2 separate regions of the Homo sapiens genome follow, and region 1 is linked to region 2. The links are chromatin loops, found by intact Hi-C in ENCODE. Cell type or tissue: psoas muscle. All regions are shown on one strand. Each heading gives the region's core, and the rest is flanking DNA. Links, peaks and the distances in the headings are about the cores only.

Region 1 (7,220 bases), core at 226-2,725, 51 kb after region 2:
AGAGGTATGTTATGTATGTACAAGCAAATATACATCCCCCCCTTTCTCACATGTATTATTATTTTTCTTCTTTTTTACACAAATGATAGGATTCTTATTTGCTGTTAACAACATATTTTACAGACTTCTGCATGTCAATATGTGAAGAGCTTCCTTGTTCTTTTATGGTTACATCATATTTCTTTATATAGATGTAACACCTTTATTTAAGCAGATCAGTAATTTTGGACATTCAGGTTGTCTTCAGACTTTGCTTATTCCAGACAGTGCTGCTTTTAGCATACTTGTCAATATATTTTTAAGCTTCAAGAGTTTTCTCTGTGAATACCTAAGAATACTGTATGGATGAGTAAAATTTCATGCCCATCTATTACAAAGAACTCATAGTAAATCTTGTTCAGATGAATGCTTAGTTCATTCTTATATTTCTCAAGCTTATTAAAGGACTTCATCTTGGAGTGTGTGACTGTTGGTCAGAAGACAGTGTGTTTGACCAGATAGTGGTTCTGAGTTTAGTCATTTCAGGGAAAGGTTGCTTAGAATAATGATCTTATTTCCTAAATATATCTTTGACTATATTCTCTTTTTGTTCTTCTTCTAGCATTTGGAACAGCTCCGCGCAAATAGAAATAATTTAAATCCAGCACAGAAACTGATGCTGGAACAGCTGGAAAGTCAGTTTGTCTTAATGCAACAACACCAAGTGTGTATAGCATATTTTTCCCTGAAATTTGTTAGCATTTTGAGTATTTTTATTGACTCTAATGTCATTTTAGAGCATGTTTATGTTCATTTTTACTTTCTACTGGTATTTGACAGAATTTAGTAATCTCTGTATTTTAAAATACTGGTAATTGACGGAGATTTTTAGACAAAAGCAACTATAATTTTGAAGAAGATACTTTGTATTTTATTTATTTACATGATATTTCACATGTATTCTAAGGGTTTGTTTACATTATTTAGTACTGAGGCAAGGTTTTTAGGGCTTATTTAGTTTACAGGATCTGGCATATATGTAACAGAATGAAATTTTGAGATGTCCCCTCTTTTGTGATTGAGAGAAGGACCTATAAGTTCGGGGTCGTTTTCTATAATTTTCAGCTGCTTCCTTTTGTCATTACTAATGGGATTTTTTTTTTTTGAAACCGACTTTTGCTTTTTCAAGGAAGTTTATTTTAAAATGAACAAATACAATTTCTTGTTTTTAAAGTATGTATTTCTCAACTTAGAGAAATTAAGCATTTGGGTAAAATCACACATTCCCTAATTATACATCTTCATATTCATCTGGGGATTCATAGAGAATCCCCTATAGATTCTCTTCCCTATAGATTACACAACCAGCATTTACTTTTCCTTTGTTTTTTTGACAGATGAGACCAACAGGAGTTGCACAGGTACGATCTACTGGAATTCCTAATGGGCCAACAGCTGACTCATCACTGCCTACAAACTCAGTCTCTGGCCAGCAGCCACAGCTTGCTCTGACCAGAGTGCCTAGCGTCTCTCAGCCTGGAGTCCGTCCTGCCTGCCCTGGGCAGCCTTTGGCCAATGGACCCTTTTCTGCAGGCCATGTTCCCTGTAGCACATCAAGAACGCTGGGAAGTACAGACACTATTTTGATAGGCAATAATCATATAACAGGAAGTGGAAGTAATGGAAACGTGCCTTACCTGCAGCGAAACGCACTCACTCTACCTCATAACCGCACAAACCTGACCAGCAGCGCAGAGGAGCCGTGGAAAAACCAACTATCTAACTCCACTCAGGTAATAGGAGGACTAGCTTCCTTGTTGGCTTTTCACATAAATGTTTTTACTGGGTTTTATACACTTTGAGAGAAGAAGAGAGAAGTGTTTGGGGAACTGGTTTTATAAGAATTTTGTGGCACTACAATGTTACTACATTGTGATTCATTATGTACATACATGAGTATATCTTTGTTCCCTTTGTACAGTCTCTACCGACATAGATAACTTAGCAAATTTACAAAGGAAGAAAATAGATCATATAAATCACCCAAAATGCACCATTAATTTACAGTGGCATCATAAGCACATTTATGTAATATTACTTAGTTCATTTCTGCATAAACTGCCTACTTAAGATCAGGCACTAAACTAGGTGTTAGGTATTTGCTTTAGTGGGAGAAAAAGACCAGTGAATAAGTATTTACCATAATGACTGTGAAGTGTGACTTTGGTGGGAAAGTTCTATCAGAGTACCTACGAGAGCACATAACCAAGATGTCAGAGTCTTCCAGAAGCTAGAGTTTAGGGGAGGAGAGGGCTGGTGAAGTGTGCCTAGAAGATAGGTTATGAAGAGGGGAGGGTGAAATAAGAGGCTGAGGGAGAGGCCAAATTTATCTTGAAGGCAAAGTTGATCCACTAAAGTTTTTGAAACAGAGTAATGAATTGCATGCACATTATTTTTGTCAAGGAAATGGGTCATAATGTATTCAACGTTAGCACATTCGTTAGACATTTAATTTCTAAGTTTTTACTTCTGAATGTTTATGTGCATAGTATTTCCCATATTTTGGATTGTTTCCATGATATGGGTACTCGCTGAGGTGAAACTGAAGGGCCAAAGAGTAAGTTTTAAGAAAATGCTCTCAATATGTATAGCCAAATTGCTTGTACTTTTATTAATTTACTATGAGAAATATTTGACTTAAAAAGAGAAATATTTGGCTGATTGTCGGTTAGTCTTATATTATTGATAAAACTGAAATAAGTTCTTTTTCTAAGATTTTTAAGTTTATTCTTGAATTAATATCCTTGGTGGGACCCTGATCTAAAGTGATTAGTACTTTATTCATTCTTAGAGAAATACTGAGTACCTACTAGGTTCATTTCCTACTCAAGGCTCTGGGAATACATCAATAAAGAAAATATACTGAGATGTCTCTACTTGGTGTAGGTAAATAGATAGTAAACAAATAAGCAATACATATATAACATTAGATGATGGTTGTGATTAGTGCTATGGAAAAAAGCACTAATAGAAAGGGAACAGCAGAATACTAGAGATTGGTGGTAGGAGAGTTGCAGTTATAAATCAGAAGGGCAGGGAAGGCTTCTCTGAAAGATAGCATTTGGATGAGAGTTACAGGAGTGAGCCTTGAAGCTATTTGTGATAAGATTGTTCCAGGTCTAGGGAGCAGCACGGAGCAATGGACCCTAAGGTAGGATTGTGCTGTGCACATTTGAGGAGAATCAAGGTGGCAAGCATGGCAGAACAGGACAGGCAAGGAGTGAGAAGAGAGAGAAATGTGCTCCAGCTGGAAACAGGATGGCTAAATCATGATCAGCCTTATAAGGATACTGGATTTTATTCTGAGTATCCAGGAAACCGTAGGGGGATTTTGAACAGAGGAGTGATGTGATCTAACTTTGTTTTTGACTAGGTCCTCTTTGGTACTCTGTGGATAGACTGAAAGAGGCAAAAGTAGAAATGGTATGACCATTTTAGAGATTATACCTGTAATCCAGGTTAAAAGTTGATGATGGCTCCCAGAGTGGTAGTAGTAGATGGTGGTCAGCTTCTGGGTATATTTGGAAGGTACAGCCAACAGGATTAGTTGATATAGAGTGATGTGTGAGAAAGGAGTCCCAGCTGGCCTGACCAACTAGAAGGATGGATGAAACTGGATGGTATCACCAATCAGTGAGAACAGATTGAGAAAAGAACTCAAGATTGAGCCTTAGGGCATTCCAGTGTATTAGGCTAGGAAATTGAAGAACTAGCAGAGAAGAATAGAAGAGATTGACCTGTGACATAGTAGGAGATCAAAGACAATGTGAGTGATGCCCTGGAAGCCAAATGAAGAAAGTTTCAAGGAGGAGGACATGATCAAATAATGCTCATAGGTCATATAAAGTGAGGACTGAAAACTGACCATCTGAGATATTTGCTGACATTATTGGAGTAAGGAAACTACAGGTTACAGGCAAAATTTACCCCACGACCTGTGTTTTTTATAACCCGTGAGCTAAGAATGATTTTTATATTTTTGAAGGGTTGTAAAAAAAGAATAATATATGATACTGGGTGACCCACAAAGCCTAAAATATTTGCTATCTGATCCTTTACAGAAAAGATATGCTGACCATTGGATAAGGGCAATTTCAGTGGATTGTTGGGGTGCAAAAGCCTAATTGTAGTTCGCTTCAAGATAATATAAAATCGGCAGAGAAAAACTGAAGTAGCAAGTATAGACAGTTCCAGCACACATGCTTACAGTTGTTTGGGCTACACACTGCACAGTGCCAAGGCTTCCATTTCCATATACCGTGGCATAAAAGAGAACAACAACCGGGTGTAGCTGACAGGGAAAATGGGATTAGGAGTTGTTGTCTTGTTGTTGTTTTAAATTTAAAATGAGAGAAATAACAGTAAAAGTCAATGGGAAAGATTCAGTAGAGAGGGAGAAAATGGCAAAGGAGAAAGGGGAATTGTTAGAATGGGTGAGAGGATGGGATTTTGGGGGTTCATTGTCTTTAAGCATTAAACAGTTGTTAAAAGGATAACACGAGATTTTTGTTAAAATGCCTATCATAGTTCTAAGGTATAACTGGCAGTTAATAAGTGAAAGCCTTTGTTATGATTGTAAAGCATAGTTCTATTTTCTTTTCTCTCACATCTACTTCTTTGGCTCACTTAGTTGCTGAAGTTTTCAATACTCTCTTAACCCTGTTTTGGAAATGTGGGATTCTTTAAAAACGTAATTCGTAATTCTAATAAAAAGGAACTCCTCAGTTGGCAGGCCACGAGGCTTCTGTAATTTACCATACTAAGTAGCAGGGAGCCCCCAGCCTTTGCTTCACACGCCCTTCAAAGCCATTATCTGTAGGAACTTTACAATTTAAGTAATGAGGTTGAGAGAGTTGTTTAGAAAATGATGTTGAACTGATTCCAGGTCAAAAGTTTCCCAAATGAAGTTTCTGCATATCACTACAGCTGGGAAGCCTCTGTCTCTGCTGTTGATATATGGTATTAATATCATAGACTCTAAAGAGGCCTTTTTGGTAACTTGTCTTATACAAACCTATTTGAATAATTTTTGAAATTGTAATGAAAACTAGACAACTGGTAGACCTATATGGTATATCTACCTTTTAGTTTTTGATCAAGGGAGGAATTTACATTACAGTGTGGAATGGGTTTATTCAGATTGCTTTTGGTAGCAAGGGTATAATTTAAGATATGAAAGTAAAATTATATTAATTGTAGGTGATTATTCAGCAAGTACTCTAAAGAATTTGTAGCTTAAAATACCTTGATTTGCAGATAGAGAAGATGTAATAAAATAGTTACTTTGTCACATTTCTGCATATTGTAATCAGTGTATTTGTTAAATAATTGGCCTCTGAATTAAATATTTTACATTTGATGAAATTTTAACTCACCTACCCAGACTTTCTTGGATAATATTTTAAATATTGATATGATTATAATATGCAGTGTTTTTGCTTTATGAGAAATTTTCATGTAACTTACAAATTTCAACCTTCCTTTATTATGATTGAACTTTGTTACTTATTAAATCATTTACAACTAATTGCACTCCTTTACACACTCACTGGTGTGTATCTTTTTTTTGTTTTTTTTTTTTTTTTTGAGATGGAGCCTGGCTCTGTCGCCAAGCCTGGAGTGCAGTGGTGCGATCTTGGCTCACTGCAACCTCCGCCTCCTAGGTTCAAGTGATTCTCCTGCCTCAGCCTCCCGAGTAGCTGGGATTACAGGTGCCCACCACCATGCCCGGCTAATTTTTGTATTTTAATAGAGACAGGGCTTCACCATGTTGACCAGGCTGGTCTTGAACTTCTGACCTTAGGTGATCTGCCTGCCTTGGCCTCCCAATGTGCTGGGATTCCAGGTGTGAGCCACTGCGCCTGGCCAATGTGTATCAACTTTTAATATATCTAGTGTTTTAGGTAGATAAGCCTATTGAGTAAAAACATTAGTTTAAAATTTTCAGCTTCAGAAACTGATTTTAGGGGCATGCTAGCTGACTTTAACTAGATGATTAAATGCACCTTTTAGTATATAAATATCTTGTTATCAGCTATAGTTTTATTCTTTTATAGCTTATTACTGACAAAATGCTCTAACCTTGTTGCTGAAGTAATCTCAACTCCAAATGTAAACTCGTTTTATGATTCCAATGTTACTTTAATCAGTGTTGCTGAAAAATTGGCTGTCCTATTTAATTATTTTGTAAGTAAAATGAAATGAAAATATTCTTCTTAAAGAAGTTTCTCTGTGACACCAGAGGCAAATTTCAGGTAAAAATTAGTTCCAGTTATCATATTTTCATTCTATTAAATGCCCTAAGTGATCTTCCTCTAGTCTTAAAACTTCTATTAACTGTTAGTATACTGCCCCCTCAGATTGCTTTAACAGTAGCAGTGTATTTTTCTAAGTTTTCAAATTCAGGTGATGAAAAATAAAGTTTATCTCAAAGTCATTAGTGGAGACTTAAAATGTCTTTTTCTCCCCTTTTTTTTTAAAAAAAAAAAAAAAAAAGAGAGACACAAGGTTCTGCTCTGTCACCCAGGCTGGAGTACAGTGGCACCATCTTAGCTCACTGCTGGCTCAAACTCCTGGGCTCAAGAGATCCTCCCACCTTGGCCTCCTGTGTAGCTGGACTACAGGCACACTTGTCAACACACCTAGCTTGTCTGCCTGCTTTCCTTCCCTCTCTCCCCTCTCTCCCTCCTCTCTCCTCTCTCTTCTTTCTCTTTCTCTTTCTCTTTCTCTTTCTCTTTCTCTTTCCCTTTCCCTTTCCCTTTCCCTTTCCCTTTCTCTCTCTCTTTTTCTTTTGTGGAGACGGAGTCTCATTGTGTTGCCCAGCCTGGTCTCGAACTCCTGGCCTCAAACGATCCTCCTGCCTCGGCCTTCCAGAGTGCTGGGATTACAGACATAAGCCACTGCACCAAGCCTATCTAGTCTTCTAAATATGTGTGGATGGATAGATGGGGAAACTTTAGGTATTTTTTGAAATATTTTCATAGATTTAATAGTTCTGCCCTTAATTTTGAGGATAGCTACTTTAACAATAGGATTTGAATTACAGAAGATTATATTTTAATGATAATTTTAAAGGCTTAATGAACTCACTTTCTATATTAATCTTTTAACAGATCACAGACCAGTGAGAGTTGGTTTATGTTGATCCATGGTCATAGCTTTTAATTATTAATGATGATATA
Region 2 (17,171 bases), core at 8,697-11,196:
CAATTTTAATGTCTGACCATAAGGTAAAATTTTTATAGACTCTGTTTAACCTTTTATAATTTTTGTTAAAGAGCAGGTTAGTGCTTTAAGAAAAACCTTTTGTGCTTTTATTTTAATGTCCAGTTCACAGAAAGACTGGATGATACCTCTTTAACTTTAGCCAGTATGTTTACACACAGAATTTCCTTTACAATTAACATTTTAAAAATTGCTCAAACCTTTAAAACAAAATATATTTCTTTAACCTTTTAATGTAGGTAAAAATGCACATTCTTATGCCTCCTTTTAATCCTTTTACCAAAGGTATATTTTACTTTCCTTACAAACCTTGCACATAAACTGTTTCTTCAATAGTTTTACATTCAGGAGGCCTAATTACTTTTAAATTATATAACATTTCTTGCATAAATTCCCTTTTATAACATTTTTTTTCACGACTTTCACAGACAATTCTTTGACATACCTCAACTTTCTGACTTGTTGCAAACATCCCTTTCTTTAAACAACCAGTTAATTTATTTTAGGACAAGAATTTACCATATAACATTCTTTTTATATAAATTCTTCCCCTCCCCGCCCCCCCCCCCCTTTTCATTCTTCTCCAAAGTGAACTTCCTTTATGTCTGTGGACTAGACTGCCTAAGGCCACAAGATTAGAAGTTAGGATAATACATGTTACACTGTTAATTTTTAGCAAACTTTACTTTTGTTGAAAACCTTGTAAGTTTGGGATTTCAGTTATCCTTTGCTATTAATAAGACCTTGTTTAGTCCAAATTAACTTAGAATTGGTATAGATGGTTCCTTCCTGGTTCTGTAAGTACTTTAAGGCTTGGCTGAGTGCAAACAGCTCCCATATTTGAGCAGACTAATTATTAGGCAATTTTCCTAATTCTGCTTGTACAAGAGTTGCCCTATCAATTACTGAATACCCATTGTGTCTTTTTCCGTCAATCACCCAGGAGGAGGGAGGAACTGTCTATCGTCCTGTCCTGAAGGGAGTTCCTCCTAGGTCTGGTCGGACCTTTGTACAGTAATTAAGATTTAGATCCTGTTAGGAAACCTGCTGGGTTAAGGGAATTTTTAGTGGTTAATGTTGAATTATCCTTCTTTTTTTTTTTTTTTTTTTTTTAACAGAATAGCCTCATACTTTCTTGTGTTAGCAAAACAGTTGTCGCTACAGATTGAATGTATTAGGGCCATCTGCGGGTTACTGGGTTAAGGATTTTTGATAGGAAGGCTACGAGTTGTCAGTGGCCTCAGTGCTTTTGGGCTATGCCCTTGTTTACACTGACAAGGTGGTATTGGAGTGTTACAGTGTCACGGAGAAGACCTTCAATTATCAATTATAGGTTTTAAATTTACCCTGGCTTTTAAAGGAATAGGGTACACTGTTTTTTCCTTTACTACTTATCTCTCTCTCTCTCTTTCTTTCTCTCTTTGACTGTCTCTCTCTTTGACTCCCTCTTTGTCTCTGTCTCTTCCTCTCTCTGTCTCTCTTTGACTCCCTCTTTGTCTCTCTGTCTCTTCCTCTCTCTCTCTGCCTTTTTTTCCTCTCTCCCCTGCCTTCTCCTCTCTCTCCCCTCTCTCTCTCTTCTCCCCCTTCTCCCCCTTCCACCCCCTCTTCCACCCCCGCTTCTCTCTCTCTCTTTCCTTTCTGCTGGTTTTTCCCTGCCTCTGCCAGACGCTTATGCTGCTGTTCTCCCCTCTCTTTCCCCTTTTACCCCGGAGAGGGACTCAAGATAAAAGAGACAGAGCCCCTGACCTCCCTATTCTTCGTTGAAAGTCATGAGCGGAAGGGCTTCTTTTGTCCTTTCTTAGTTCAGGACATCCTCTCTTGAAGTGGCCTGTTCTTCGACATCAATAGCACCTATCTTGTCCTTCCTCCTTAGTTCTGGGATTCTTTAACCCTGCTCCACCATACTCTTTAGGGGGCCTGGTAGATGAGGACCTTGGTCCTCCAGATGGAGACTGGGGTCCTTTAAAAGAGGGTTTGGACCCTTTATAGTTTCTAGCTCCCTGGAAACTGTCTAGAAGTACCTGGGTTTGGAGCCATCTGTTGGAAGGTAGAAAACGTAAGTTTTGTCTTTTGTTTCTGTTTTTCTTCATCCCTTTTCACATATACTTTCTGAGCTTCCCTGAGAAGCTCACTTAGGGGACGGTCTTCTCAACTGTCTATGTTTTGTAACTTTTTTGAAATGTCTGGCCAACTTTTAGTGACAAATTGGAGTTTCAACATTCCTAGCCCAAGGGGATCATCCAAATTGAGGCCTGCATATTGCCTCATTTGCTCCCTCAGTCTGTCTAGGAATCTCATAGGCCCTTCATCCTTTTCCTGTTGTATGTCAAATGCTTTAGAAAGATTTCGGGTTCGGGGTACTGACTCCCGAATTCCTTTTATTATTGTCTCTCTTAGATCCTGCATATTTTCCTGTTGATCTGCTTTGTTATTGTCCCACCAGGGGTCTCAGGCGGGGAATTTCTGGTCCGCGGTAGGAACGTTTTCACCAGGAGGATGCTCACATTCCCAAACTACCATAGCAGCCCTACAAATCATACTCCTTTCTTCTCCTGAAAAGAGGATGCCCAAGATGGACATTAACTCGACCCAAGTGTATAACTGAGGTCCTAAGAATTGGGCAATTTGGTCTGCCACTCCATAAGGGTTATCTAGTAGTGGTTTAAGCTCCTTTTTAAAATTCTAGACTTTGGTTAAGGGAGCATTTACAAAGCCAGTGGCCCCCCCCTCCTTATGGTACCTCTTTCAAAGGGAAGAGGGTTGGGCCTCTTAGGTATGGAGGGAAATGGGAAATTCTGAATATCTTTTTTACATTGTTCTACCTCACGCTGGAGTCCTTTTAGAGAGGGGTCTTTAGGTTGGGAGGGAATGGGCTGGTGGGACGGTAATTCCCAAGAGTCAGAGTTATAAGGAGGAGGGATAACGTGAGTGGAGGTGGAATTTGGAATGGGATCTGAGGAGGCAGTGGCTGTCTGAGGGGAAAGATTGGGGACACTGAGTGGGGGAAGATAGTCTAGGGGATCCCATGCGCTGGAGTCTTTAGGCATGAGAGCTGGCTCCTCTGACTTTTCATTTTGAGGTGCCAGATTGGGTTCTTCCCTATTTGTTTTTAAGGGAAAAAGGAGGGCAGGTCCATGCCTCCAACAGAGGGCATAGCCTAGTTCTTCTGAGACACTCGACTTTTATCATTAACATGTCGGATTAGAAGCTGACACATTACATCCTCATTCGATCTAAACTTTGGCCAGAAGATTGAGGGTTTGAGGATGGGTCTTTGAGTCTAAATTAAACAGCAATATTTTATCATTTGTTGCTTTTTCCTATGTTTAGTCCTTTCGTTATCCTTCCAGTGTTTTAGCTTGAGACCTAGGGGGCTATCTGGGGGGATATCTTTGTTACCATCTTTATCCCTCTTGCTCCCTGTCTTGCTTGGGTTATTTCCCATCTTGATGGTTTTGGGGTAAGTTTCAAGGTTCAATTTCCCTTACTGAAAATTTGTCACCTTTTGTGGGGAGGCTCAATTTCCCCCACTGGAAATTTCTCACCTTTTCTACTACTGGAGGTTCGTGTGAAGTTCAGTCCCCTCCAATGGGCATGTCTCACCTCTTTTTAACCTGTAAGCCACCCCAACCAAGGAGTACTTCACCTCACCCCCCCACCCCCCCACCCCCCCCACCCCCCACCACCCACCACCCACCACCCACCACCCACCACCCGGCTTTCTTACCTTGGTCCCTACCACCAAGGAAATACTTTACCGGCTCCTGTGGCTTCTCCTTCCTTGGTCTGTGTACAGTCATCAGTGTGGTATGTGAGAATCCTTTAAGCTAGGTTACTGGCCAGTCCCCCCCAGCCCTGCGCCCCCCCCCGCCGCCATGTTGCCAAGAGCTTGGGTTATTCCTCGCACTGGGTGAGTTCTGATTTCTCACCCCTGAGGTGACCACAAGGGGCAGGGCATGCCTCCTCATGAGGGAGAACCAGAGACTGTCGGGAGGGGAATGTAATCATGGGTGAGCCCCCAAATTGTTATACATAAAGTTTCAGTGCTGCAAAAGAAATAGCACTCGAATATAAAATTTTCTTTTTAATTCTCAGCAAGACAAGATACTTCTATAGAAGGGTGTGCCTTCTATAGAAGCAATGGTGAGCGCACACTTGGACAAGGGAGGGGAGGGGGTTCTTATCCCTGACACACGTAGCCCCTACTGCTGTGTCATTCCCCTCTTGGCTAGGGTTAGACCGCCCAGGCTAAACTAATTCCAATTGGCTGATTTAAAGAGAGTGACGGGGTGAGTGGTTTGGTGGGAAAAATGGTTATGACAGAGCAGGTAATGAGTCAGGGTGCAATCAGTAATCAGAATGAGTCAGGGTGGAGCAGGTAATCGAAAAAGGTTGCTTTGTGAGGAAGTTTAAAAGTAGAAGGTAAAGGATTGAACATACTGACATATTGATTCTTTGAAAAGAAATTTAGAACTCATATCTAACAGCATGGTGGCACACACCTGTGGTCCCAGCTACTTGGGAGGCTGAGTCAGGAGAATTGCTTGAACCCCGGAGGTGGAGGTTACAGTGAGCCGAGATCACACCATTGCACTCCAGCCTGGGGACAAAGCAAGACTCTATCTCAAAAAAAAAAAGATCCTGAGCATTTCTTCAAAGGATTGTAACAGGAGGTGAAACTTGGCTTTACCAGTATGATCTTAATGACAAAGCACAATCAAAGCAATGGCTACCAAGAGGTAGAAATTGATCCAGTCATAGTGAAAGTGGACCGGTCAAGAGCACAGATCAAGACAACAGTTTTTTGGGATTCTCAAGGCATTTTGCTTGTTGACTTTCCGGAGAGCCAAAGAATGACAATAACCTCTGCTTATTACGAGTATGTTTTAAGAACGCCAAAGCTTTAGCAGAAAAATGCCCAGAAAAGCCTCACCATGGCAGTGCCTCTACTCAGTCCTCTCATCAAACAAGGGCAATGTTTTGAGAGTTTTCATGGGAAATGATACAGTCTTGATTTGGCTCCTTCCAGCTTCTTTTTATTTCCTATTTTAAAAAATCTTTAAAGTAAAATCTTTAAAGGGCACCCACTTTTTTCTTCAGTAAATAATGTAAAAAAGACTGCATTGACATGGCTACATCCCCCAGGACCCCTCAGTTGTTTAGGGCTGGACTAAATGGCTGGTGTCATTGCTTACAAACGTGTCTTGAACTTGATGGAGCTTATGTTGAGAAATAATGTTTATATTTTTATCTTTTAATTCTGTTTTTTTCCATGAACTTTTTGAAGTCCCCTTGTACTGGGTGATTGGATTAGTAAATCTTTGGGCATCTACTCTATGGAAGTGCGCCCTGTGCTAGGTGATAACAAGGAATACAGGCAGTGATCACTCCTGCCTTTATGGCATTTTTATTTGATCGGATGGAGTTTAGTCAACACACAAGTAACAAATATATGGTGTAATAGTTAAGAGTGAGCTCTGGAGACTGACCTAGTTTCAGTTCCTATGTCTGCTAGTTAGTACCTGTTTCCTTGAGTAAATTGCTTATTCTCTGATGCAGTTTCTTCATTCTATAAATGAAGCCCTCTACCACCACATAAGGTTTTTTAGAACCTTTTGAAAGAGTTGATGTTAGATATTGCATAAAACTAAGTTTTTACTGTTACATAATAATGTCAGATGATAGAGACGTTGCAGTAAGACCAAATTTAGAGGTTGGAAAAATCACCTCTAGTTTGAGGTGGGACAAGAAGCAAAGCTTTCATGGGGAAGGTGGCATTTAAATGGATCTTGAATGATTAATAGAATTTATAGGGTGGTGGGGATTGAATAAGATTTCCTAGAGGGAGAAGAATGAAGTTGGGAGAATGTACAGTGTGTCCTGAAATCAGAAATGCCCGTCTCTACTAAAAATACAAAAAATTAGCTGGGCGTGGTGGCGGGCGCCTGTAGTCCCAGCTGTTCAGGAGGCTGAGGCAGGAGAATGGCGTGAACCCGGGAGGTGGAGCTTGCAGTGAGCCGAGATCGCACCACTGCACTCCAGCCTGGGCGACAGAGCGAAACTCCATCTCAAAGAAAATAAAAAATAAAAAAAATAAAAATAAACTCATATTTCTATAGTACGCTCACTCCACCCTGTCCAGGCAGTTGCCTAAATAGATGTTAAGATGTTGCTCCCTTTCCTTTCACAACCACCCTCACCCCCACACCCCCATTGTCTTTCAAATCTTGACTTTTTAGGTAGAACACTAAATGACTCTGGATTAACTATTACCACTTTTACCACATTCTGAATATCCATGCCTCCTCTCCCCCACCCTCTAGATTGCATACTTCTTGAGAGCAGGGGAAGTATATTTTATTCAGATTGGTTTGTTTAACCCTTGAGAATTGTCCCTGGCACCAAGTAAATGCTCAGATTATTTCAGGGGATGGGATAGTAGATGAATGATCCTGATTAAAAACAGTTTCAACTAAATTTAAAATTAAAAAAAATTTAAACAGGAAATTTAAAAATGGATGTTGTCTGAGACCTTTGTGACTCCTGGAATTTGTGAATACTTCTGTAATATAATTTCCTCATTCGGAAAATTGGGGGTAATGAGGACTTAATAAAATGAAATTACCATATTTTTACATTTGACAATGTATTTAAGAAACTTAGTGTTTCTAGAAAGATACTTAGAATTCAAAGGAAATGCACAATATAATTTTAGGACAAACTTTAGCATTTTTAAAAAGCAAGAAAAGTCACTCAGCTTGTTACTGGAAAGGGGTCCTGATCCAAACCCCAGGTTGGATCTCACGCAAGAAAGAATTCGAGGATAATCCAGAGTAAAGTGAAAGCAAGTTTATTAAGAAAGTAAAGGAATATCTGCTCATCTGACAATACTTACAGTTATTTCTTGATTATATGCTAAACAAGGGGTGAATTATTCATTAGTTTTCCAGGAAAGCAGTGGGCAATTCCCAGAACTGAGGGTTCCTCACCTTTTTAGACCTTACAGAGTTCTGACGTTGTGATAGTGCTGCTAGGAGTGTCTTTTAGCATACTAATGCATTATAATTAGTGTATAATGAGCAGTGAGGACGACCAGAGGTCACTTTTGTTGCCATCTTGGTTTTGGTGGCTTTTGGCTGGCTTCTTTACTGCAACCTGTTTTTATCAGCAAGGTCTTTGTGACCTGTATCTTGTGCCAACCTCCAGTCTCATCCTGTGACTAAGAATGCCTAACCTCCTGGGAATGCAGCTCAGTAGGTCACAGTCTTACGTTACCCAGCCCCTATTCAAGATGGAGTTCTTCTGGTTCAAATGCCTCTGACAAGCTGTTTACATTTTGGGCTTTAAACATCATTGGTTCTTTTTCTCAACTAATGAATTACAGAAGTTGTAGTATAATTACCCTAGTTCCTTCATACTTAGGGCAAGATGACTCTGAGAAATGTTCCATACTGTCTCCCAGAGATCTCCAGCAGGCTTGAGTCCCAGTTGCCTAGAGTCATAATCAGCTCCATAATGCATCCTTTATTGGCATACTTTCCTTTCCTGACTCACTTCTTTACTTCATTAAAGGTATTTCCTCAGATACTTCTCAAATAAACTACTTGTACAAAAACCTTTATCTCACAGTCTTTCTTGGGAGATGCAACGCAGGCAGCATGACAAGCATTGTAATAATAGTTAAAATTTTGAAGTTTTAGAAATCAGAGACATTTGTAATTTGAAGCTTATAATTTCGAAGAAGAAATTTGTTCACACAGATCAGTATGAAAGCTTTACCTTCTTTTTTAATAGGGAAGATTTACTAAAATAGATTTGCTTGGTTATTGATAAAACATATACTGGGTACTCAAACATTTGCTGTTTTTGAAAATAAGGAGTAGGATCTGGGCATGGTGTCACATGCCTTTAGTCCCAGCTACTTGGGAGACTGAGGTGGGAGGATTGCTTGAGCCCAGGAGTTTGAGGCTGCAGTGAGCTGTGATCGCGTTGGGGTGACAGAGCGAGACCTTGTCTCTTTAAAAAAAAAAGAAAAAAAATCATGGAGTTATATAAATATAAATTATATAAATAGCTGGATCCTATTAGGAGTCCAGAGGTCAAAGTTAGTCAGGATAAGTGTTGACACATGTCTTGTTTCATACTGCAAAAGGAGTCAATGATATTTAAAGCACAAGATGTTAATGCCTAGGTGATGATTGGCATGATGCTATTTTTCTTAAATACTAAAATTTGTTTTAGGTTTATACTGTGCATTTCCTTTGAATTCTAACTACCTTCCTGGCAGTACTAAATATAAAATTAAATCCAATTCAAGAAACAAAAAGAACCAGAGGAAGAATGTAGATACAAGCAAGAGAGAATAGGATAACATAGGCTGAGCATTCTCTTATTCCTGAAGAATAGATTTTTAATTTTAGATTTGACCATAGAATTTCTGCTAGTAAATATTTTTATTTCAGGGCTGGAATACCTCTCTAAGTTGATTGGAATCTGTGCCATCTGATCACTGTTATTTTGGTGTTTTAAAAATATATTGTAATGCATGATAGAATTTTAGGACTTAAAACATCTTGGATACCGTATTTTACAATAATAACATCATATATGTTAGATACAAGTATTTTTCCTAAAAATCTTTTTCCCTTCCTTTACAGAATGCTGCCTTTTTATATGGTCTTGGTTTGGTCTACTTCCATTATAATGCATTTCAGTGGTAAGTTGACATAAAACCAGTAATTCAGTCATTTTCAGTAAATGGCTTGTTTGCTTGTTTTGTTTGTGCTTGATTTTTTGTGTGTGTGTGTAATAAATAGAAAATTTAGTGTCATTAAACCTACACTTTTCAGTAATCTTTTGAAATGATTAGATTGTTCCTTGAAGGGTGTTGGCTCACCTTAGATTTTTAGAGTTGTATGTTTTCCTGAAAGAATCTAGTATAAGATTCTGTTGAAGAAGGCTTAGATTAGAAAGCTTTTTGGAATTTCTTAGTCATTCATTATGGACTGGTGTTCCCCAAGTTATTTGAACTGGTGAATCACTGTGATCTCAGAAGTCAAGATATGTGGGTAAATGGTCTATGATGGCTAGTTTTCAGACTTCTAGACAAGATTGACCACTTCTCCCTTCCACATACCAGCTAGCACTTTCCAATATCCAGTAACTAGGCACCAACTCATAAACTCTCAGTTCTCTGTAGAATAGTACCACTTCAGAGTTGGAGATTAAATATAATAATAGTAATATATAAGATTTTCTAAACTGTAAAGTGAAGTACCCTGTAATATTATGGCCTTTGCCCCATTGTTGTTTTTCTGTTTACCAGACAATAGTATGCACTAATGGGGTAAAAAGGCATATAGTTTTAGTTGAAAGATTGGTATTGTTGTCACAGCATTGCCACTTAGTTTGATCTTGAATTAAATAACTTCTCTAGGTCTGTTTCCTCTTTAGTTTGTTTATTTATTTATTTATTTATTTTATTTATTTATTTATTTTTTGAGACAGGGTCTCACTCTGTTGCCCAGGCTGGAGTGCAGTGGCGAGATTGCAGCTTACTGCAGTCTCAATCTATTGTGTTCAAGCAGTCCTTCCACCTTAGCCTCCCAAGTAGCTGGGACCACAGGCACATGCCACCATGCCCAGAGAGTTTGTTTTTATTTGTAGAGATGGGGCCTCCCCCTATGTTGCCCAGTCTGGTCTTGAACTCCTGGCCTCAGGGCATGCTCCCACCTCAGCCTCCCAAAGTGCTGAGATTTACAGGCATGAGCCCCCACGCTGGCATCATCATTTGTTTAAAAAACAAAACTACATAGCAGTCACTTGCCTTTCCTATAGAGTTTTGATGATCAAGTGAGATACAGTACATTTTATAAAATGTCAACCCAATGTAGATTTTTTTTTTTTTTTTTTTTTTGGTCAGAGTCTCACTCTGTCGCCCAGGCTGGAGAGCAGTGGCACGATCTTGGCTCACTGCAACCTCCGCCTCCCGGGTTCAAGCGATTCTCCTGCCTCAGCCTCCCAAGTAGCTGGGATTACAGGCGCCCGCCACCATGCCTGGCTAATGTTTTTGTATTTTTAGTAGAGACGGAGTTTTACCATGTTGGCCAGGCTGGTGTCGAACTCCTGACCTCAAGTGATCCGCCCACCTCAGCCTCCCAAAATGCTAGGATTACAGGTGTGAGCCACCACACCTGGTGACATTTTTTATTTTTAGTGTATCTGACCTTTTCAGAGTCCCTTCTGTGCTCCAGAATTTTAAGCTCACGGGTGAGTTCTGTGGGAGTCCAAAGGAAGGTGATTGAGTGGCAAAATGTTACAACTCTGTCATATACCTATTGGGCACCCTGAATACTTATTACAGAGCATTTACATATGCATTGACAGTGATTTTATATGGTTTCCCTAAAGAGGAGGCTTTATACATGGATGGTTTTTCCTAGTATCCTTTTTCTTCCCTCTTAGCTTTTGGTCTTGTTGGCTTTTGATCATGTGTGGAAGCACTGCTTTGTTAGAGAATACCTGTGTGTATATAGTGTATTATAATGATTCAGATCACTGGTTTTCTTTGTAAATCTTAGGAAGGTATAATTGATTTTTATGAAGAAGCTTTGTAATTTTATTCTCTATTAAATTATCCTAAATAAAGCCTCCTAACTTCATGTTCAGTGTATTGTATTTAAAACCAAAGATAGATTAGGACTGTTTTAAAATCTTTCAGTTTCTTTAATAGCCTACTTATAGAATTCAAATTCTAAACTTCTAGAATTAGAAGTAGTCTTAGAGATAATTTAGTTTTTCCCCCTTAATTTTGTAGATGGAGAAAGCAAGGGGGTGTGTGTGTGTGTTAGTCAGTATTACATAACTGTTGAGTGGCAGAAGCAAGCTTATGCTCATAGTCTCCAATCAAATATTTTATTGTACTCTGTCCCCAGGTTTTAAGATTGAGAGGTGGTTATTATTTAATCAGTATTTGTCATTGTTCACTTGAGCACATTGATATAATCTTTATGGCCAACTAGAAATAATTTAGGTGACACCTGAGGGGAGGAACTCTTCTGTTCTACCTCATACCAGCCAGTTTTCGCATACCTATGGCAATTTGTAAGCCTCTCTGTGTACTGGGGTTAAGAACATAAAATTAGTAATGAGGTGAACCTGTCAATAGTTCAAATGTTGATTGCTTTAATAAGCATGTGGCCATGTTAAGTTAGCAGGCTTGTAGCTGTGATTCCTTATCTACATATGATTTCTATATTTTTCAGTTGACCTAAGAAATGAAACTGAATGATATAAGGACAATGCAATGTCTACATTAATAAGTGCCCCCTGCTCTGTTGATCCTGTTCTGGTTACCATCATTTTCTCATGTCTTGAGTTTCAATTCTTATAGCTGCTTCCTAAAATGATACATCTCACACCCTATCTTATGAATTCACTCTGGCTGTGTTTTTCTCTTGCTAATCAAATGTTCTTTCACAAATTTGCCTCACATTTTTGCTTTAACTTGATATTTCTTTAACAGCTATAAAATTAGAAAGTATGGGGTAGGTGCTTGGTGATAGTTTTAGAGTACAGCCTTAATTGATTGGAGCTTATTTAGGTTAAAACTACTTTTGTGTTTTATTTGTAGATACTTGCTGATTACTGGGATCAGGAATGTTTTAGTTACATGTCAGGTTCTTTGGGATCTATTGAGAAATGTTTCTGGGGATGAGTATGGGTTCTTGTTTTGTATTGTCAGCATGAAGAATCTGCCTATGATGTTTCAGAGTGTTGTATCTCTGGTACATTTATAATTTAAGTAAAATTTGGTATTTGCTAATTGTGTCTGTTGGCATTTGTTGAGGTTAAGCATTTTATGATAATGTGTGTGACCAACGTGTGTCTGAGTTGGTGACTTAAAATATTGAGAGCAATTTTATTAGTTATAGTGTTACTCTTAACCTATTGTCATCTTATGCTACCTATTTTTTATTTCAGAGTTGATTTTATTGGTCAGCCTCTAGATAGTTCAATTATTTGGTCAGTTTTTCCAGTATCAGTTGCAGCCTCTTCTTAGACAGAGGAGCCCAGTCAACTGTTCCATCCTCATTGGACTTACGGTAACAGCTATGCTGTTATTTTACTCAGTAATCTGGGACCAAACTTAAAAGATGCCCAGAAGGATAAAGGAAGACATAGAAGCAGAGTGTAAAATATATGCAGCAGAGTGCTAGAAACCAGTCTCTAAAAAGCCATTGCTTTACATGTGCATGCATGCAAGCCCCTGCATTCACTTGTTCTTATTCATTAAGGTGGCTCTTTGCTAGGGGATACCTTGAACTGAGCTCCTTGCCTTTGGAAGGAAACCTATATCCTAGGGTGAGAGTAAGTGAAATACAAAGCAAGGAAAAGTTAGACTAAAAAAAGATAGTTGGGGGAAAAGATAAAGTCAGTACAATAGAAATCATTCTTCCTTGTATAGCTTATAGCCATCTCTCTAAATATATCTTCCTAAGAATCCTTATTAACTATCTCTGTCCTGTAACCTTTTTCCTTCTTTCCATTCCATTGATCAATATCAGAATGGTCTTATGGCAGCAAATGTAAGAGATACTGTGCTAGAAGCATAGGATTTTGGAAATTAAGCCCCCAAATATAATTGACAGGCTTAATAAGGAAATGTGATAATTATTACTTTGACATAAAAAAGGATTAGGAGAATGAGGTAGAAATGAATTCAGAAAGACAGAAATATTAACAAATTACTACTAAAGTTTTCTTTTTTCTTTTCTCTTCTTTTTTCTTTCTTTTCTTTTCTTTTCTTTTTTTTCTGAGACAGGATCTCAGTCTGTCACCCAGGCTGGAGTGTAGTGGCACAATCACGGCCCACTGAAGTCTCAACCTCCCGGGGCTCTAGTGATCCTTCTACCTCAGCCTCCCGAATAGCTTGGACTACAGGCTTGAAGGCTTGAACCACTATGCCTGGCTAATTTTTTGTATTTTTTTTTGTAGAGATGAGGTCTCACTGTGTTGCCCAGGCTGGTCTTGAACCCCTGGGCTCAAGCAGTCCTCCTGCCTTGGCCTTCCAAAGTGCTGGGATTATAGATGTGAGCCACGGAGCCTGGTGTAAAGTTTCTGTAGGATTCATTTTCATAGCACTGTACTAGTCACAAGTGTTCTTAGGGGTGTAGGAATTTCTACTCTCCTGTATAGTCACTGCTTTGGGTTCAGTAAAGAAAAAGAATAGTGGTTTTAATGATGTTCTTACAGCTTTTTGATGGAACGAAAGAATAATGCAACATAGACCTAATGCATGGTGGTACCATTGATTCTGAGGCTTGTCTAGCATGGAGCCTGGCAAACGTTGTATTTTTGAGCTATCATGATACAAACATACTCTTACATTTCCATTGAAATTAAGCAGTTAATGTTAACATGTTTTGAGTTTATTATATATACTTTTATTTTGGAAAATAGCAGATTTAAGGCAGTTCTGATAAAGTTACACTTAAACAGTGATACATAGATTGCCAGATAAATTTTGGAAGGGCTTTGATTAATTAGGCTTCAGGGAAATTGTGAATAAAAACATAAATCTTGCAATAGGGTAGGGGAAAGAAAATAATCCCACTCCTGAAGTGATGAAATGAAGAGTGGCTAGAGAGGAGAAAAGAACCAGGACAGGTGATATATTAGCAACTGTCAGTGTGAATAATCCAGGGTATGACATTTCTAATTTAGCCTCACATTTAAGGTCATTTCTGATTCAACCTCAAATGATCCTTCTAGCCTACTGCTCCCCTAAATATTAATATATTCTTTGTGCCAGTCACAGTGTATTAACATTTCCCTGAAAACATCTTAAGCATTTTTTTTAACCTATGTGACTTTTGCCTTCTTCCATCTCAACCTTTTAAAATCTTACCTACCTGTCCCTTACTTCATCAAATGTTTCTAATTATTTAGAAACAACTTCTAAATTTCCTAATATATATGTATATCTGTGTTGTGTATGTATGTGTTATAACTAAATTAGAGCTAAAATATTCTTTTATTAGTATGAAAATTTGTGGAATTAGTTGATTTATCCCTTCATATATCTCTGTGAGAAATCTCTTGTTCAGCCTGTTAGCCTCAGAGAACTTAAAGTTTTATTGATTTTATTTTATGTATGTATGTATGTATGTATGTATGTATGTATGTATGTATGTATTTGTTTATTTATTTATTTGAGACAGAGTCTCACTCTGTCGCCAGGCTGGAGTGCAGTGGCACAATCAAGGCTCACTGCAACCTCTGCCTCCTGGATTCAAGCTATTCTTCCGCCTCAGCCTCCTGAGTAGCTGGGACTACAGGCGCGTGCCACCACGCCCAGCTAATTTTTGTATTTTTAGTAGAGATGGGGTTTTACCATGTTGGCCAGGATGGTCTCTATTTCTTGACCTCATGATCCACCCACCTTGGCCTCTCAAAGTGCTGGGATTACAGGTATGAGCCACCATGCCCAGCCAACTTAAAGTTTTATTATGTGTCTTTCCAAATGTACTGGAACTGTGCTAAGAATATTAATACTATTATTTTTACTATAGTTTTAGAGGAGGCTTTAAAAATGACTTTGTGGAAGTCTTATTAAAAATGACCATTGTGAAATATATTCAGCACATGTATATGTTTTTTGTAGGTAGTGTTATTGAGGTTTTAGCTTTATATCATTTTCTTTTTAAAATGGTTAACAGTGGCAAACATTAAATGAAAAATCCTTTAAACTGAAAATCTATAGAAACTATTTTGATGATATAAAAACTATATTTTTCAGATTTTAAGAAAAATGCCAATGATACCATGCAGAGCAATGTGCATTTCTTTTGTTTCGTTAGAGAATATGCTTTAAGTATTTGAAAACTGTAAACCTTTCCAGGGAATTGTATCATAAAAGTATTTATGGTTTCTGGTAGCTATTTCTCATGTTCTAAAATTCCATCAGTCAGAATTCTGAGGTTACAGAAATTGAATGTGTTAATGATTTAGTCTAGTTTGTGCCATAGAGATCATGTTGTGGCCACCTGCATTTTGGTGAAATATGAATGCAGTAAGCTGATGACCAAAATTAGAATGTAGTCTGAGTGTTACCTATTTTCTCTACCCTCCCACTCCCTCAACTCTTAACTCTAAACTCTTAACTCCAAATCCACCTTCCCTTGTACTTCCTTCTCCCCCTCCCCCAGTGTTTTTATTTCTTATTTATTTACTTGTTTTTCTTGGGATGGATAAACCTGAAGACGCACACAGGAGAAGAACATGGAAAAGTTTAGAAAAGGAAATGAACTTACATGTTCGAATAATGTGTTTTGTGTTAGAAGAACTGATCAGTAAAGAAGTCCCATCAATTAACTGTAAATGTGATGGCACCAGTAAACATCTATTAAATTTAAACCCTTTGCTGTATTATTTTAGGATATTAAACATAGAAGAGAAATATAGGCCTCAAGGAATACACTTGGAAAAACTGGAGACAGCACACTGATAGGTAGTGAATGAAATGATTTGATCGTAAAGTAGACCTAACTGCTGGTTTACACTAAGCAAAAATTGTCGTTGACCAGTTTGGGTGGTGTGTCTTGACGATAATAGTGGATTTAGAGGGCAGCAGATGAATCAAAATATTAGAGATCAGGAGAATTAGTAAGGAAAAGCAGTGAAGTCAGGAGAACCAGTATTTAAGAATTCCTGAGATAAGCCAGTTTATAGCTGAGGAGGAGCAATAATAGGGGTAGAAGAAGAAATGGAGTTGAATAAGTACTGCTCACCCATCTTAAGTGCAACATGGAGATTTTATTTATAGTATCATAATTGTTAGGCAATCACAGGAGCCACACGTTTGAGGGAATATGTACAAGCCAGAGCAGAGCAAGGAAAGTCCTTAAGGAGACTATTTCAGTAATCTAGTAATGAGATACAGAAGCAGAAGATTGGGTCTATAAGGTTTTCGATTAGAGATAAACTTAGAAAGAACAACGAGGAGAACTTTGATTATATATATATAGGTTGCACCTTGTCCTGGGCACTTAATAGTCCCTAAAGAGTAAACGTAGACAACTGCTGTTATTTGGAACATGTGTTTTTTGCTTATAGATTAACAGTGTGTTTTTTTAACCTCAGTTTGTTAACAGACATAGAGAACATGTTAAACCCATGTTTCTTTGCGCCCGTGTGACATTGTGAACTAAGTGGAAAAGATGTCTGTGCTAAAGGCACCCATGGAGTAAAACATATCCACAAATACTGTGTTTAGGGAAAAGGCTAGAAATAGAAACTGAGAGTAGGAAATATTGCACCTGAGGGGCTGTTATTGTACTGTGTTCCTTCTCCTTCTCTTCCTGACATACCCTTTGTTATACCTTTTTCCTTTCCTGAATTCTTTGTTATTTCTTTATTCTTTTCCACTTTCATTCTTTTTCTTTCATATCTTTGACTCAGGCCTGCCTGGGTTTTTTATTGGCATGTGTGGACATTGCTTAGTTCTGACCCATTCCATTAGAGAGTTTTCTGGTCCTATAAGGTAAGGTTAAGAAGCATTATCCATAATTTTATTATTATAAAATATAACATACCTACAGAAAAATGCATAAATCGTCATTGTATATCTTAACATGTTGTTATAAAATAAACATTCATGTAATCACCACCTCCATCAAGAAATAAAATACTGCTATCACCCCAGAAGCTTCTAAAAGTCTTTGTATACCCTTTCCCAGTCACACCATATGTTTTAATTGGCAGCATTTATTGCTGCAGTTGTCCTCGTCCTAACCCTTTTGATGCCTTTTCCAAACATGTGACTTGCCCCAACCCCTAAGTGTACATTGATTAAGTAGGAAGCTGCCTTTAAATGAGAATGGTAATTTACCACAGTTTTTGCCTGTCAGTGCTTTAACTCTCCTCTCCTGCCTCAAAGCCTATATACATCAGATAATAACACACATACCCCACCTACTTAAAAATCCACCTAACAGATGGATACCCAGCTCCCCTTCAGAAGAAAGTACTGTCATAATCAGGGTAAAGGTGTCTGATGCCAGACCTGTGTTCCACCCCTCACTGCCATCTGCAATAAACACTACCTTTTAGGACTCTTAATTTTATAGCAAAAGTGTACATAACCATTCACA

What was found. Peaks named below come from ENCODE experiments on the same cell type or tissue, not always from the same donor. Only the 100,000 strongest peaks of a DNase experiment are listed, where the experiment ranks them.
Region 1: it touches region 2 in a loop (9-fold over the local background); 2 of 110 quality-filtered maps call a loop at or near these places.

The regions. Positions count from the first base shown.
Region 1 is chrX:45,062,046-45,069,265 of GRCh38, forward strand. It overlaps KDM6A (lysine demethylase 6A), which reads left to right. Exons shown (of 30, transcript NM_001291415.2): 16 at 602-703; 17 at 1,377-1,772. Among named protein-coding and RNA genes, the nearest start is that of DIPK2B, 140 kb to the right of the region's middle. In psoas muscle, for the core only: no CTCF peak of the experiment used is centred there; a DNase peak (open chromatin) is centred at 1,496.
Region 2 is chrX:45,002,286-45,019,456 of GRCh38, forward strand. It overlaps KDM6A (lysine demethylase 6A), which reads left to right. Exons shown (of 30, transcript NM_001291415.2): 5 at 8,676-8,734. Among named protein-coding and RNA genes, the nearest start is that of KDM6A, 140 kb to the left of the region's middle. RefSeq lists an enhancer at 11,113-11,232. In psoas muscle, for the core only: no CTCF peak of the experiment used is centred there; no DNase peak of the experiment used is centred there.